3 separate regions of the Mus musculus genome follow, and regions 1 and 2 are each linked to region 3. Evidence: chromatin contacts called from ENCODE Hi-C or POLR2A ChIA-PET data. All regions are on one chromosome and are shown on one strand. Each heading gives the region's core, a stretch centred on a gene start or an enhancer-like site at or near the end of the contact. The rest is flanking DNA. Distances are from core to core; before and after follow the strand shown. Region 1 has its middle 4.2 kb from the start of Hmox1. Region 2 holds the start of Hmgxb4 (HMG box domain containing 4). Region 3 holds the start of Tom1 (target of myb1 trafficking protein).

Evidence for each region. Hi-C counts contacts between places; a loop is a spot of excess contacts on that map. ChIA-PET counts read pairs that join two places held with the same protein, here RNA polymerase II (POLR2A).
Region 1: a map of gastrocnemius shows a loop between it and region 3 (2.2-fold over the local background). The contact joins the enhancer-like site here to the promoter of Tom1 in region 3. A Hi-C loop is called at or near these places in 2 of 37 maps with a recorded cell type or tissue (T-helper 17 cell and gastrocnemius). POLR2A ChIA-PET finds 5 or more read pairs at or near these places in 4 of 5 experiments (Patski and embryonic stem cell).
Region 2: a loop to region 3 is called in a map of left cerebral cortex, with 7 times the contacts of the local background. The contact joins the promoter of Hmgxb4 here to the promoter of Tom1 in region 3. A Hi-C loop is called at or near these places in 12 of 37 maps with a recorded cell type or tissue (T-helper 17 cell, adrenal gland, gastrocnemius and 2 more). POLR2A ChIA-PET finds 5 or more read pairs at or near these places in 4 of 5 experiments (Patski and embryonic stem cell).

What each region holds. Positions count from the first base shown.
Region 1 is chr8:75,086,998-75,091,850 of GRCm38, forward strand. No RefSeq gene overlaps it. Among named protein-coding and RNA genes, the nearest start is that of Hmox1, 4.2 kb to the right of the region's middle. Within about 2 kb of position 2,619, at least 1 of the 3 ENCODE cell types and tissues checked has a DNase peak (open chromatin) inside an H3K27ac peak, as active enhancers do.
Region 2 is chr8:74,990,899-74,995,203 of GRCm38, forward strand. It overlaps Hmgxb4 (HMG box domain containing 4), which reads left to right and starts at 2,752. Exons shown (of 11, transcript NM_178017.2): 1 at 2,752-2,851.
Region 3 is chr8:75,031,642-75,036,337 of GRCm38, forward strand. It overlaps Tom1 (target of myb1 trafficking protein), which reads left to right and starts at 2,045. Exons shown (of 15, transcript NM_011622.3): 1 at 2,045-2,186. The coding sequence starts at 2,135. It overlaps Hmgxb4 (HMG box domain containing 4), which reads left to right. Exons shown (of 11, transcript NM_178017.2): 11 at 1-337.

The sequences.
Region 1 (4,853 bases), core at 1,369-3,868, 56 kb after region 3:
AAAAAGAAAGGAAGAAAGGAAGAAAGGAAGAAAGGAAGGAAGGAAGGAAGGAAGGAAGGAAGGAAGAAAGAAAGGAAGGAAGGAAGGAAGGAAGGAAGGAAGGAAGGAAGGTGATGCCCATGCCATCTTGCTGCCCAGTACTGCATTGCTCACAGCTGGATGGGGTAGGGTATCTGGGGCACATGGACCTGGAAGGCAGGCCCCATAAGATGACTGAGGATAGGAAAGAGCAGGAAGGCTTCAGCTGAGTCTCTAGCTTCATGGAGCTATAACTGAGCTGTAACAAATGTTACATATTTACAAAGCCTGGTAAGTTCAGGGCCAAACTCTGTGTAATCATTCAGCCACCAGGGTTCTGAGCACAGTCATCACTCCTCAAGGTTTTCTTACCTTGGTGAGCCCTGCCTTATACCAGGTGACACCCTATCTGATTAACTTACTTGGCATTTTCTATTTTTATGTTGGTTTATTATATGTTATATATGCATTATCTTATGCTCATTATATATATATATATATATATATATATATATATATATATATATATATATATTTCATACACGTTCTTATCTAAATGGAATTATGGAGCAAGTTCCCTACCCCCTTTCGGGAATTTTTTGACACAGGGTCTCTCTTTGTAGCCCTGGCTATCCTGAAACTTGCTGTGTGTTCAAGGCCAGCCTGACTCTGCCTCCAGAGTGCTGGGATCTTTTTGTCTTTATCAGGCATAGCTATCTTGAATACTTGGGTGTTGATGTGTTAGTCAGTAGTCATTTCTATTTATAGTATTCATGTTTATCCAGTGACCTGCTGAGGAACATATATGTTATGTCACTGTGGGGCTATGACAGATAAAGATGTCATGAACAACTTTGGACAGTCTCCACACTCTGTGTCCCTGTTTGGGCAGAAGGTGTGTGATTAGAGCTTTAAGAAACTCTATCAGAGTGGTTTGGTCTAGAAACCATTTCCCTTTGCCTCCTAGGCTCCCTGGCTGGGAATCAAGCAACAACAATAAAAACAAACGAAACTGGGCCTGGTGAAGTCTGACTTTAATCCCAGCACTCAGAAGGCAGAGGATCTAGGTTCGATTCCCAGCACCCACATGTCAGTTTACAATCATCTGTAACTCCAGTTCTAGGGGATCTAATACTCTCTTCGAGCCTCCTTGAAAATCGGGTACTAATGTGGTACACAGACATACATGTAAGTAAAACACCCAAACACCTAAGATAAAATAATTAAAATAAAAGACTCCTTAGGGTCTTTCTCTGGGTTTGGAAAGATCTAATACTTCTATAAACTATGATAGTCTGCTTTGTGGCACATGAGGGAGGAAGAAAGGGAGGGAGGGAAGGAGGGAGGGAGGGAGGGAGGGAGGGAGGGAGGGAGGGAGGACACAGAGTTTTGGGGGGTTTATTATCTTCAGTTCAAAATAATTCTGTACTAATACAGAATATATTAAGGCAACATTATAATCATCTGCAATGAAAAAGAGTTGTATTCACTCTCAAATCAGTAGCACTTAGGAGTCATCCATCTTTCCTTTTTCCTTCTTTCTTTCTCTCTTTCTTTCTTTTTCTTTTTTCTTTCTTTTTTTGAACTATGTTTGTAGACCATGTTGGAGATCCACCTGCCTCTGCCTCCTGAGTGCTGAGATCAAACGTGTGTGCTTCCATTGTCATCTTCAACTAAGCCCTTCTAATAAGTGTAGTGTAATCTCACTGTGCTCTGAATTTTCATTTCACAGGGTTCTTTCTCATCCTAGTGGGGATGTGGTGGTAATCCTTATGTCTCTGGTGAATTAGTGGTTTCTCCTGCTTCTTTCTCCCAAGTGCTGGTTTACAAACATGCACTTTTGTCTCTGTGCAAAAGTTTTCTTGGGGAGGCTAGCAAAGGCTGAGGATAAAAGACTTCCTGGTTCAGGGCTAGAAGTTTCTCCTGTGAGTCTGACACATTTGGTGTGGGGGAGGGCTGGGCCAGGTGTGCTAGGATAAGGGCACTTTACCTGAGGGGTAGCCAAGAGCAGTTGAACGATGTTGACCAGGGGTGGGCAGCTCCCTCCATTACTGTCCTCTGAAGTCATTGGGCAGGAGGAAGAGAAAATGGGGATGGGGGGGGGGAGGCTCCAGCTCTCTATCCAGCTGTCCAGCTGCTGTCTGTTGGAGGAACTGTCATAGGACTAACAGGGGCAGCTGTCATTTGTGCTGTCTTTTGACTTTGAGCAGCTGTTTTATTAGGAATTCTCCTTCTTTGTCCTACGTGTGTGGCAGTACAGCTCTGCCTGCCTGTCAGAGGGTTCTACCTTACTCATGGATGCTTCTGTTAGTAAGATTCCCTGTCTCCATGTCAGCTGTTGAGCATTTTCTCAGCTTTGGACTGTCTGCTCTGTTGATACACAGTGCATATGTAGGCTGCAGAGCCCCACTGGAGTCTCCTGCCTTCCAGGGATAGGGACATGTCCCCCTCCTGGTCTGTCTCAGGCTTAGTGTAATCAGTATGCTTGCTGTCTAGGAGGATTCCTGCCTGAAGACACCCACACAAATTCCCTTACTGCCATCTAACTGGGACAAAAGGCACAAAGAGCTCCACCCCCACCCAGGATTCCAGCCCCCACAGGAGCTGAACTTTGTTTTTCCCGCAGCGGCTGGAATGCTGAGTTGTGATTTCCTCACTGCTCATTTCCTCAGCTGCTTTTATGCTGTGTCATGGTTGGGAGGGGTGATTAGCAGACAAAGGGAAGACAGATTTTGCTGAGTCACCCTCTGTTCCCTCAGCCTCAGCTAGGAATAGTTGGTAAAAGGTTCCGGAACGGCAGGCAGAAGGAAGTGAAAGTTCTAGAAAGGCACAGAAGTTTCTTGTTTAATTTTAAATTGTTTGCAAAGCCCTATCTGAAACACTTCGAACTGGTACACACACACACACACACACACACACACACACACACACACTCACACAGCGTTGCTGCTGTTCCCCCCATGCCTCTCAGTTACAGAAGCTAGCAGTTTCATCCGTCTAATGGAAAGCTTTGGAGTTATGGCTGACTCCTTTCTTAGGTCTGTCCTATTCTGAAATACAGCATGGTTGTCTGTGAGATGAGCTCAGGAGTGTGGGTAGGGTTGGACACTTTCTAGCTTCCTGAGGCTGCCTGTGCATCTCAGCCTTTCGTCTGTGTCCCCCCCATCTTTAGAGGAGGCAGGGTCATCCATCAACTGTGTCTGAACCCATCATGCAATTTGTGATGATCCTGGATCCTGAGGGATGGGCCAGGACAGTGTCATATCTGCCAGACCCTCTGACCATCTTCAGAATCTCTCTCTGGTCCTAATTGTGAGGGTGTGGTGGGGTATTCAGCCAGCCACTGCAGGAGGAAGGAGGGCATGGATTGGGATCTTTCTGGTGCAGGAGGCAAAGGAGTCCAAAAGCCAAGTCAGTGTGTGCACAGGGGAGAGGAGAGAGGCTGAGAGGGGACTAGCACAGTCTGGCATGGCTGCTTCAGTCCCTAAATCCTGTTTAGTTTATCATCTAGCTACATCTGCGGCTCCTAGAGAACAAGCCAAACACCAGGAGTCAGAAACCCAGCATCAGTAAGCGTGTCTCTGAGAGGTGCATAACCGGAGTCCGTGCCTTAGTCTTTGGGTACCCCAGCTCCCCATGTGAAAAGGGGGACTCCTGTTGTGAGTTTCATCTTTCTGGAGACCTTGGAATGACAGGCTCTAGAGCTGCAGACTTCTCATTATTCCCCCTAAAGTCCTAGATCCTCTGTGAAAGAGCTTGGGATAGGGTGACTGGGGGAGGTCTGACTTTCTATTACCAGGACTAGAATTCTGGTTCTGCCATCAATATTGCTGTGTGACAAGAAAATTCCTGGCTTCCCTATTCCTCATTAGAATCAAATAGAATATAGATGTCAATGGCAGCTGTACAGATCTTGTGGGCTGCTGTCAGGGTTAGGAGAGCTTTGGCACACAGCAAGTGTTCTACAAAGGTTGGCTGGGATTGCACCTTTCGATCAGAGCTTGGTTTCAGCCTTTCTGGCACTGTAGTGACATGGAAGCCAGACAGCTGCACCCCATTCTCAAGGGGAGTCCTGATGCAGCCACTCATTCTGACAGTTATTAACTGCCAGCTACTTGCCAGGCACAGACCCCATCCTGGGGATTTACAAAGCAAAATGAACAGTGTCCCTGCCCACCTGCTTTCCAGGTCACCCCGGGGGAAGATGGTCCTTACCAGAAGACCTAGAGAAACACTTGCTTGTTGGCAGTGGTCATGGCCACTTTTCCTGCCAATCCATTCGAAGGCAGAAGATATGCCACCTGCTTTCCAGGGACTGTGAACGTCCTCCTGTTACAGTGAACTCACATCCTTATCTTAAGCCTCAGTGTCCTGGTTTGTAAAGCCAGCTGATACCTGTACTTCTTTGGTGGAGTTCCTGAGAGAGTGAAATGAGTTGTCTGCATGCCGGGTGTGTGTGTGTGTGTGTGTGTGTGTGTGTGTGTGTTCTTCCGTTATTATGAGCTGTTATTCCATTGTCACTGCTTCTCGTGGCAGAGAAATGGCAGCTCTCTTTACCGTGTGCCACAGATTCTTGGGTACATGCAGGTGAGACTTGGCCATCCCATTCCCCTCTGTGGGGAATCAACCCTTGATGGGCAGTTGTTGACTTCCATTCTCCTTCTCTCAGAGTCGAGGACTTAGAACCACCATTTCATTTTAGCCTTAAAAACAGAAGAAGAGCGAGTCATGGTAGTGCACGCCTTTAATCCCAGCACTTGGGAGGCAGAGGCAGGCAGATCTCTGAGTTTGAGTTTTGCCTGGTCTTCTGAGTTTGAGGCCAGCCTGGTCTACAA
Region 2 (4,305 bases), core at 1,502-4,001, 40 kb before region 3:
TTCATATTCTACTTATTTTCATGTTATGTCTATGTATGCTTTGCCTGCATACAGATTTTCATACCACCTGAGTGCAGCGTCTTCAGAGGCCAGAAGAGGGAACTGGATCCTCCCTCCCCCAGGAACCAAAATTACACATATTGTGAGCTAAGGGTGGTGTTAGGAGCTAAACTCATGCCCTCTGGAAGAGCAGCCCACGTTCATAACCACTGTAGCTCTCTAGTTTTAATAACAACAATAACGATAATAATCAAATAAAAATTCATTCTCCTTTCTCAGCTTCTCAGATTGCTTTTATCTTAAGTTCAAGGTTATCCCATAGTCATTGAAGCCTCATCTGGGGCTTTTCCTCTGTACATTTCATTTAGGTGGTGTCTTTGCAGGGTCTTAAGGAGATCTCCTCTTTGGTATCTTATTGGCTGCTTATTTTATCCAGGTATCCCAGGCATTATTATAGCTTTCATTCCTAGAAATTGGATTTGTGTCTCTCTATGATATTTTGATACCTTTATTGATGAACAACTGAAATATCTCAAATTGTCATGTATTAAAGTATTAGGTTTGGTGGAGTCTTGATTTATGTCAACCCAACCAACAACTACAATCAATATGGTGAATGTATTCTTTACGTCCCATGAAGCCGAAGGAGGACTCTGTGAGGTCAGCGCTCATCTCCCACCTTCTGTTGCCAAATTCCACAGAGCCATGCTAGGATGCTCACAGCAGAGAAGCTTCACCCACATGCTTCTGAGGAGGAGCTTGTTCAGAGTGCCTCGGCCTTCTGGACTCCACCACCGATTCCCCTTCCAGCAAAGCAAGTGCCAGCAGGCACCTCATCACAAGAAGCACCGGAGTCATGTTTTAAAGAGCAGGCCTTTCCACCCTTACCTGCATCTGTACTGCTCTTCCCCAACCAACACACCACCACTCACTACAACATGGCTTTATTATTTTCTGCTGCCCTCCCAGCCAGAGTATCAGCTGCTGAGGCTCAAGTACCCTTGACTTTGTTCTCTTGTTAGTGCCCAGCACCTTGCCCAGTGCCTGCTATACCCTGTGCTTTCCATAAGGACTGTTTCAGCGAATAAATGAACGAGTGTATGTTCAGTGATCCAAGAATGATAGTACTGTGGTCAAGAACAGGCTGAGGAGCTGAAGAGATGGCTGCAGGTTAAGAGAATACTACTCTTCCAAAGGACCTGAGTTCAGTTCCCAGCATTCACACTGTACAGTTCATGACTGTCTATAGTCCATCTCCAGGAAATCTGGTGTATTCCTTTGGCTTCTATGAGCATGTGCACACACACCAACAGTTAAAGAAATAGAGGCCATGAATTTGAGAGAAATAAATGGAAAGGGTTGAAAAGAGGGAACATGATCTAATTATATTTATATATAAGAATTAATAGTAGTGCATGATTTTAATCTCAGTGTTCAGGAGGCAGAAGCAGGAGGATTTCTGTGAATTTCAGGCAAGCCTTGTCTACATAATGAGTTCCAGGACAGCCAGGGCTGCTTCCTCCACCCATCCCTCCCGCCAAAACTGCCTACCTCCTGTGACTTTGACAAAGCAAAACAGAAGAGAAATTCCTCCCTAGAGCAGATGAAGGCTGGGTCTTTTCAGTGAGGAGGGCACCAGCTTCTGGTTGCCCTGATGGAGTGAGCACTGTTCACACAGAAGGCTATTATATACTTACACTATGCTACAAAAACAGAGTCTTTATATTAAACCAGGCTCTGGAAATTGTAAATGCTATTGATTTATTGAGTTCTCCTCAATAAATCAGAAGAAACTGTTTTCTCCTGTTTCTTAGAGAAAGAGTAACTTATTTATTTCCATTTTGTGTGTTTTTAGGGGACATTCCTGTGGCAGTCAAACTTGCATGAATCAGTTCTCTCTTTCCACCATGTAAATTTCCGGTGTCAAACACATACCCAGAGATTTGGTGTAAAATATTTTAACCCACTGAACCAATTCACCAGTCCTCTTAACACTTAAACAAAAATTGGTGTGAGCGGTGTAATAATTTGGTGAGAAAACAGCTTGTCTTACAAGTGTATGGTCTTCCACTTCACCTGGGCTACTCTCCAGATGTAAATGCTAAATTACAAATAAATACGGCTATTAACCCTTATCGCTCTGAGTCCGGCAAAGAACAGATTGTCTTGAAATAAACAGCATAACATTCTGTCTTAAATACAAAAGATTTAGGGGTAAAAGGAGAACAAGAAGGGCTACTATTAGGTGACCAGAAAGGACCGAGATTGCGGAGAAGGACCCATGAGTTCCTAAAAGAGAATACAAAGCTAATTGTCTAATTTTAAGTCTGTCATGAAATTTTCGAGGTTTGTATAAGCACGTGGTAGATAAGTACATAAAATTGTAACTGACAGTGAACGTATAAAATCCAAAGCCAAGCTCCATTGCTTCAGAACGACTGTTCTAATTGCATAGAAGTTTACGGAGCTGTAAAGACTTTGGGTTGGGGCAGGTGTTTGGCTACATTAATCTAATTGCCTGATATTTTTTATTCGCAATTTCTTTACAGAAAGATATTTTTATTGAAGAATAAACAGGAGACTTTTGAAATTATTTGTTTAGACCGAGAAGAGATTTCTAGACTAAACCTGCAACGGAGGAGTGTATTCTCAAACGGTACCGCGACCGCGCTCAACAAGCAGGTTTATTCGATGCGCTCGACGCTCTTTCGCCGGCGCGGTAGCCCCGCTGCAGTAGGAGTCTGCGCTCTGGGCTCGACTGAGGCGCCCTTGTTGCTCGCGCTTTTCTCTCCTTCTCCAAGATGGCGGCCGTCGGCGGCGCTGAGGCGGGATCCGAGCGAGCCGAGTGAAGGTAGCGGCGAGCGGAGCCCCCACCAGACCCGTCCGGACCCCCACCCCGGGGCGGCAACGGCCCCGCCCGGCCTCCGCCCACCGCTCCGGCCCCCCGACACCGTCCGGGAGGCGCTTCAGGCCCGCCGCGGCCTAGCTCGGGGGCCAAGCCGGGAACTGGAGTAGCGGCTGCAGCCGCCCCGGGGAAGGGGCTCGAGCGGGCCGCAGGAGGAAGGCGGCGGGAGCTGTTCAAACGGGGAAGGCGGGAAAGCTGCGGGGCCGGGAGGGGGCGTGCGGCCGCCCCAGGGACCCGCGGCCCGCGCCGCCCCTCCCCCTGCGCCGCTGTCTGGGCGCTCCGGGGCGCCGGAGGCCGACGGGACGTGGGAACACGGGTCGGGCGGAGCGCGGCATGGGAGCCGGGGCGCGGGCTACCTGGGGCTGTCAGGAAGAGAGGTCCCGGGCCGGCGGGCGGGAGGGCTGGGCGCGCGGTGAGCGGCGAGCGGGAGAGGATGCCCGGAGCTTCCTGCGCTGCGCAGAGCTTTGTTGAACTAGCGGTTGCAGCAGACCTGCCGAGGTTATCACAGCGGGGACCCCGGGAACGGTGGTCTTGGGGACTGTATGGATAAACGATCTCGTATTGTGTGTGTTCTTTGCGTGCGACTCAGTTTGAACATGCCTTCTTAATTGGAGTCATCTCCATACAGGCCCATTTCCCCCTCCACAACCACTACTTGTAGGTTCACTTTAGTTTATATCATATAGCAGACAAGATATGTCTACCACCCACCCACCCCACCCTTGTTTCCAGTACTGGCTGATTCTATACCCTCGTAGCAAAATACATTTTTAAAAACTGCATCCAAAGTAAAGCCTGTTGATTATGGCTTGTCAAAATTTGGATCGCTGAACTCGTGGAACCGAGTATGTTATCAGCCAATCTGTGCAGTGGTCGTGGTTCCAGTTAGCATTGCAGTGAGAAGATTCAGTGCGCCTTTCTGGCTATGGAGATCTCTGCAAGTTGCGAAGCTGGCAGGGGCTGGAGTGCTGCATAGGTGGGTCCTTGGAAAAGGGTGTGGCAAGAACTCCAACAGATCCAAGAAGGAAGGAAACCCACTGAAGTAAGAATTCACCTGTGCTATCCTAGAAGTAGCAACAAAATATCAGAATCTGCCAACAGCTGGATGTGTTTCTTCCTTTGACTGCATGGACTGGCAATCTAAGTTCCTAAAAACAGCCTTGGAGGAAACTCCCGTCTGGAGGAGACAGACCTTCCTTGCCCAGTTTACTGGGTGGATTTTCTTTCTTTTTCAATTCTCCGATCTGTTCTGGGATGATGATAACGATTAGCGATTGCTGGAACTGAGATTACCTCCAAAAACTTAGTTTCTGAAACTTTTTTTATAGTTAACGCTTTGAATTTCCAAAATAACAAAATTCTACCTTTGAAGATTTTAACTTTTTTCATAATTACTTGTT
Region 3 (4,696 bases), core at 795-3,294:
TGTGGTAGAGGAAGCAGCCAGTCCTCCATTGCCCTTGCTACAGACAGTAGTGAACTCCTAAGGAGAACCGGCTTTTTCGGGTTTGTTTTCCTCTGAAGCCTAGCCCTGTTGTATTTGTATTAAAGATTTGTACACATTTGTATAATAATCTGTACCTTGTGGTATTTGGTACTATTAGAGGAAAAATTTTGGATTCAGGCCTTCTTGCTGTTTTTATATCATTGTTTTATTTTGTTTTTTTAAATAAATCCTAGTGGTTTGATCCAAATCCTATTACAGTTGTATAAAGAAACAATATTTTGTACTTATATTAAAGATCTCATTTTTAATATTTATAGTCCAGTCTTAGCTGTCTTTTCCCTAATTGGGCTAATCGTAGTCGGTATAACTCTACTCTACCCTGACATTTCTCTATAAGGGAGTGGGGGCTGAAGAGATGGTTCACTGGTGAAGAATATTTCCTGCCCTTGATAAGGACCCAAGTTAGATCCCAACACTCATCCAATTGAATGTAACTCCAGTTTCAGAGGATCAGTCACCCTCTGTAGCCTCCTTAGGCACCAGCACACAAGTGCATATACCCACACAGAGGTACACACACACACACAAACACAAAATTTAAAAATTTTAAAACCAAATCCTGAAATAAAGGTCAAGTTACCATGTTCCTATCTATCCTGGGCCATGCAGCCCTTGGGTCTCAGGTTGAACACACCTTATATGTAAAGGCTCTCAAATATCATTTGCATGTATTATAAAAGGAGAGAATATGATAGTTGTGGCATAGCAAATGAAACCATTTAAAATATTGCTATTGGCCTAAATCAAAAAGTATCCATCAATCTTTTGTCAGAGTTGCATGAAAATTCTATGCCAAAAAACAGACAGTTCATATCCCAGGAGCTTTCCAGAGTCTTGTCTATTTTAAATAAAAAAAAAATGTGATGTCACCTCCTTGTCTCTGAGTCAACAGCCACATGGCCTGAAGTGAATATGTGCTAATACTGTGAACATTGAAATATGGAAATTTGACCTTTCATGGTTAAGGAAAAAGTTAATGGAAAAACAAAATGTTAAAAGTCATAAGTAGCAAAAAAAAAATAATAATAATAATAAGGCTGCATGCTATGATGCACATACTTCTCCAATTCCAACACCCCAGGGATCTGAGTTTGAGGCCAGACAAGGGATATTGTCAAAAAAAAAGGGGGGGTGGGGGGGACTGCAGCACCGGGTTTCAGTGTGGCAAAGTCCTAGGTATGAGCCCTGCCAAAATGGAGGAGGAAGTGTGATGGCCCACAGTACTTGTTTAATCTCAGATTAAATGTGGTGAGAGAATCGATTCCTCCACGTTTTCTTCTGACCTCTCTGTATGCACCATGGAACACACACATATAGAGTTAAAAAAAAATTTAAAAGTTTAAAACATAATGCCTTACAAAGATACAGCAAGGAGGAAGCAACCATTACGGAATGCCTTATGAGTGATTTTCATGTCACCTCAATACTCTGAAAGCATTACATTATGGATATTTACAGCTGAGGGGAACAGATAAGGAAAAAGCACTTTTCCGGTTTGCCAGGTGAGAGCCAAGGCAGATGAGGTGGCTTATGAGGTGAAAGCATTTGCCACAGGACAGGCAGTTCATTCTCTGTCTCAAGAGAGCAAAAACCCAGGCCCTTGCCTCCTCTGGCTCTTGGAGCGGGGAGACATCAAATGGAAATTTCGAGTCCGACTTGGGCAAGGAGGCTGTCATCCTCAGGGCTTGGTCCCCAGGACTAAAGGCTAAGACACTAATACTAATACCTGTCTGAGTATGCGTAACCTGACCCAGGTCTTTCCCTGGCCAGAGACCCAGTTTCAGGATGTCAAGACTTCCAGGCTCCACAGTGGCGCGCACTGAAGCTTCAGGGGCGTGGCTTAGAAGCCGGCCCTCCCAGGCCCCGCCCTGGTGTGGCGTCAGCCACGGCCCAGGGGCAGCCTAGTAGGGGGCGGGGCCTCGTGGCTGCGCTCCAGAGCCCCCGCCTGCCGGCACCACCCCGCGGGCTGGCCAACGGGTCACGTGGCGGGTCGGCGGCGCCGGCGGTTGCTGTCACCTGATTCTGGGAGCTGGTGGCAGCGGTAGCCGCGGCAATGGACTTTCTCCTGGGAAATCCGTTCAGCTCTCCGGTGGGACAACGGATCGGTGAGTCCCCGGAGCCGCGCGCAGTCCCGCCCCTGTGTGCCGCTCTGGCCTTGGCCCTGGGACCTGTCGGAGTCCGCAGTCTGGCAGACAGGAGGGAGGCTAGGCGGTGAGGCTGGCGCGGCGCTCTGGGCTCCGCCCACCCTATGACCCACCTGATTGACAAGAACACGGGCCAATCGGAAGTCTTATATGGGGATTGATGCTTGATGTAGCCAATAGGCAGTGGAAGGAGGCGGTCCTGGGCGGATGTGGTTCAGCCAATGTGTGCGTGCTGGGGTCCGAGTAGAGGGAGAAAGTTTGGGTTAAAGGGACTGCTGTGATGAGAAGGCGTTGGGCCGCGCCACCACCGGGCGCGCGCAGACTAAGAGCCCCTCCCGGGCTGGCGGCGTCTTGATCATTCGCCGCGTCACCGACTCTTCACATTCCGAGACGCCGGGGTGTCTAGGTTCGGCCGCGCCTCTGTCCCCATGGTCGGGAGTCTCGGGTTTATGTGACGTCGCCCCCGTGATGGTCCTCGCCCATAGTTAAAGGGTCATGGCCCAGCCTTCCTGGACTTGTTTGATCATTAAATGCATTAATAAGATAGCACTGAGGATGTTTCCTGGCACATGGCTAACGCCTGTCATTGTCAACGTGTTACCACCTACTGGGGCTGGAGCCCATGGGAAGGTGCCGGCTCCCAGCACCTACTCTCGGGCAAAGGCCAGGCGGCGACGTTTCCCCAGGAATGGGTGGTCTGGGCGTGACATCCATACCCCCTTACCTGAAGGGTCCCGACGGCATTGTGAAATTGGGAAGGCCGAATCTGAAAGCTAAGGCTTCCCCTGAAACTGTTAACCCAGCTCTGTGTTGTAACCAACACTGCAGCTGTTAGTAGCTCTTTTGAGGTTCTCATCAGTTCTCTGCAAGGGAGCTCTGATGCCTGAAGCCCAGGTGCTTCACCATAAATCGTTGTTTGAGACCTGGAAAGAGAAGGCAGTCTTCTTCGCAGATTTCCTATGTAAAACAGGCAAATTAGTCTGGCCTTCAAAGCCAGCCTCAAAGTCCTGAGACTTTTTGGATAAAGTCTTTTGGGTTCAGTCTTTTAAACTGCCTGTCAGTTCAAAGCTCAGCATCTCTCCTGCCCTGAAAGTTGCCTGCCTTGGGCAAGAAATACTTCTGATTAAGAGTACTGCTACATCAGTACCTCAGAACACTGACTAAATCTCACTGCTGGACCCTTTCTGCCTTGGGGTTCATGTCAGACCTATCCAAGACTCAGATGGGCAGGTGTAGGGTTCCCAGTTCTCTTTGCAACTGGCTGGGAAACCACACGTTTTGAAATTTCCCACCAGAAGCAGTGGTTCACATCTGTAATCCTATACCCAGGAGACTAAGACAGGAGGATTGACACAAAGTCCCAGGCTAGCTGATTCTGAAATTAGTTGCAGGGTAACATAAGCTGCAGAGTAAGACCCAAAACCAAGTGAATTGAGACAAGATGGCAAAGCTGTAAAAGAGCCAGGTATGGTGGCACATGCCTATAATCCCAGCATTCAGGAAGCTGACACAGGATGATTTTGAACTCAAGTCCAGCCTGGGCTACAGAGACCCTAACTTAAAGAACAACAACAGTATCGGTGTTACATACTCTTCCGTGTATAGAGATAGAAGCACTGGAGATTGAGTCTGCATTTGTTTTTGAGACAGGGTCTCGCAGTGTTGACCAGGTTGGTCAGAAACTTCAGGACTCAAGAAGTCGTCTCCCATCAGCTTCCAAGTAGAGAAGACCTGACTGGCTGTGATGATTAATGACAAGCAGGTTTTAGCTGCTTGTATTCTTATAATCCAAGCCCCTCTTTGCTGCAGGAGTAAAGTGGTGTCTTCCCAGGTCTGCTGACTTCCTGCCCTGAGAGTGGAGTCTCATAGAATTGGCATCCTAGAGGATAGCAGTCATTAAGTGGTGTTAATCAGAGCCCAGTGTCACTGGCCTCACAATTCACAAACACCTTGATAATTGCTGGTCTCACAGTCTGGAGTGCTGCCATGCCACATGCTGCCATGAGGAGTTGGGCTCATTCCTGGAAGCACTGGGCACCATCACCTCCTCCCTAAGGCCATTTCCCAACTCCTCATCCAATTTCTGCTCTTTTGTTCTGTCCTCAATCTATTACCAGTAGGCACAAAACAGCTCTAACCTCAAGAGAAATCAGAGATAGTTCATCCTATCCCTGGATCAAATATGAATTGCCGTGACCCAAGAACACAGATTCACATCACACCGAATAAGAGATGATTTCCTGTTTTTGTAGCCACAGAGAACAAAAGCAAGCTATAAATCAGACACTCAGGTTACAGCAAAGCATGAAAATCTATGCTACATGTCTCAGGTGCTAGCTGATGACATTTCTAACTCTTGGGTTGGTGGACACTAGTTTTCTAAGTTACCTGGTAAGTCACAGAAATGTTAGGTCAGACACAGAGATGAGCAATAAGCAGTTACTAAATGATCTAAAGCAAGGTAATTTGTC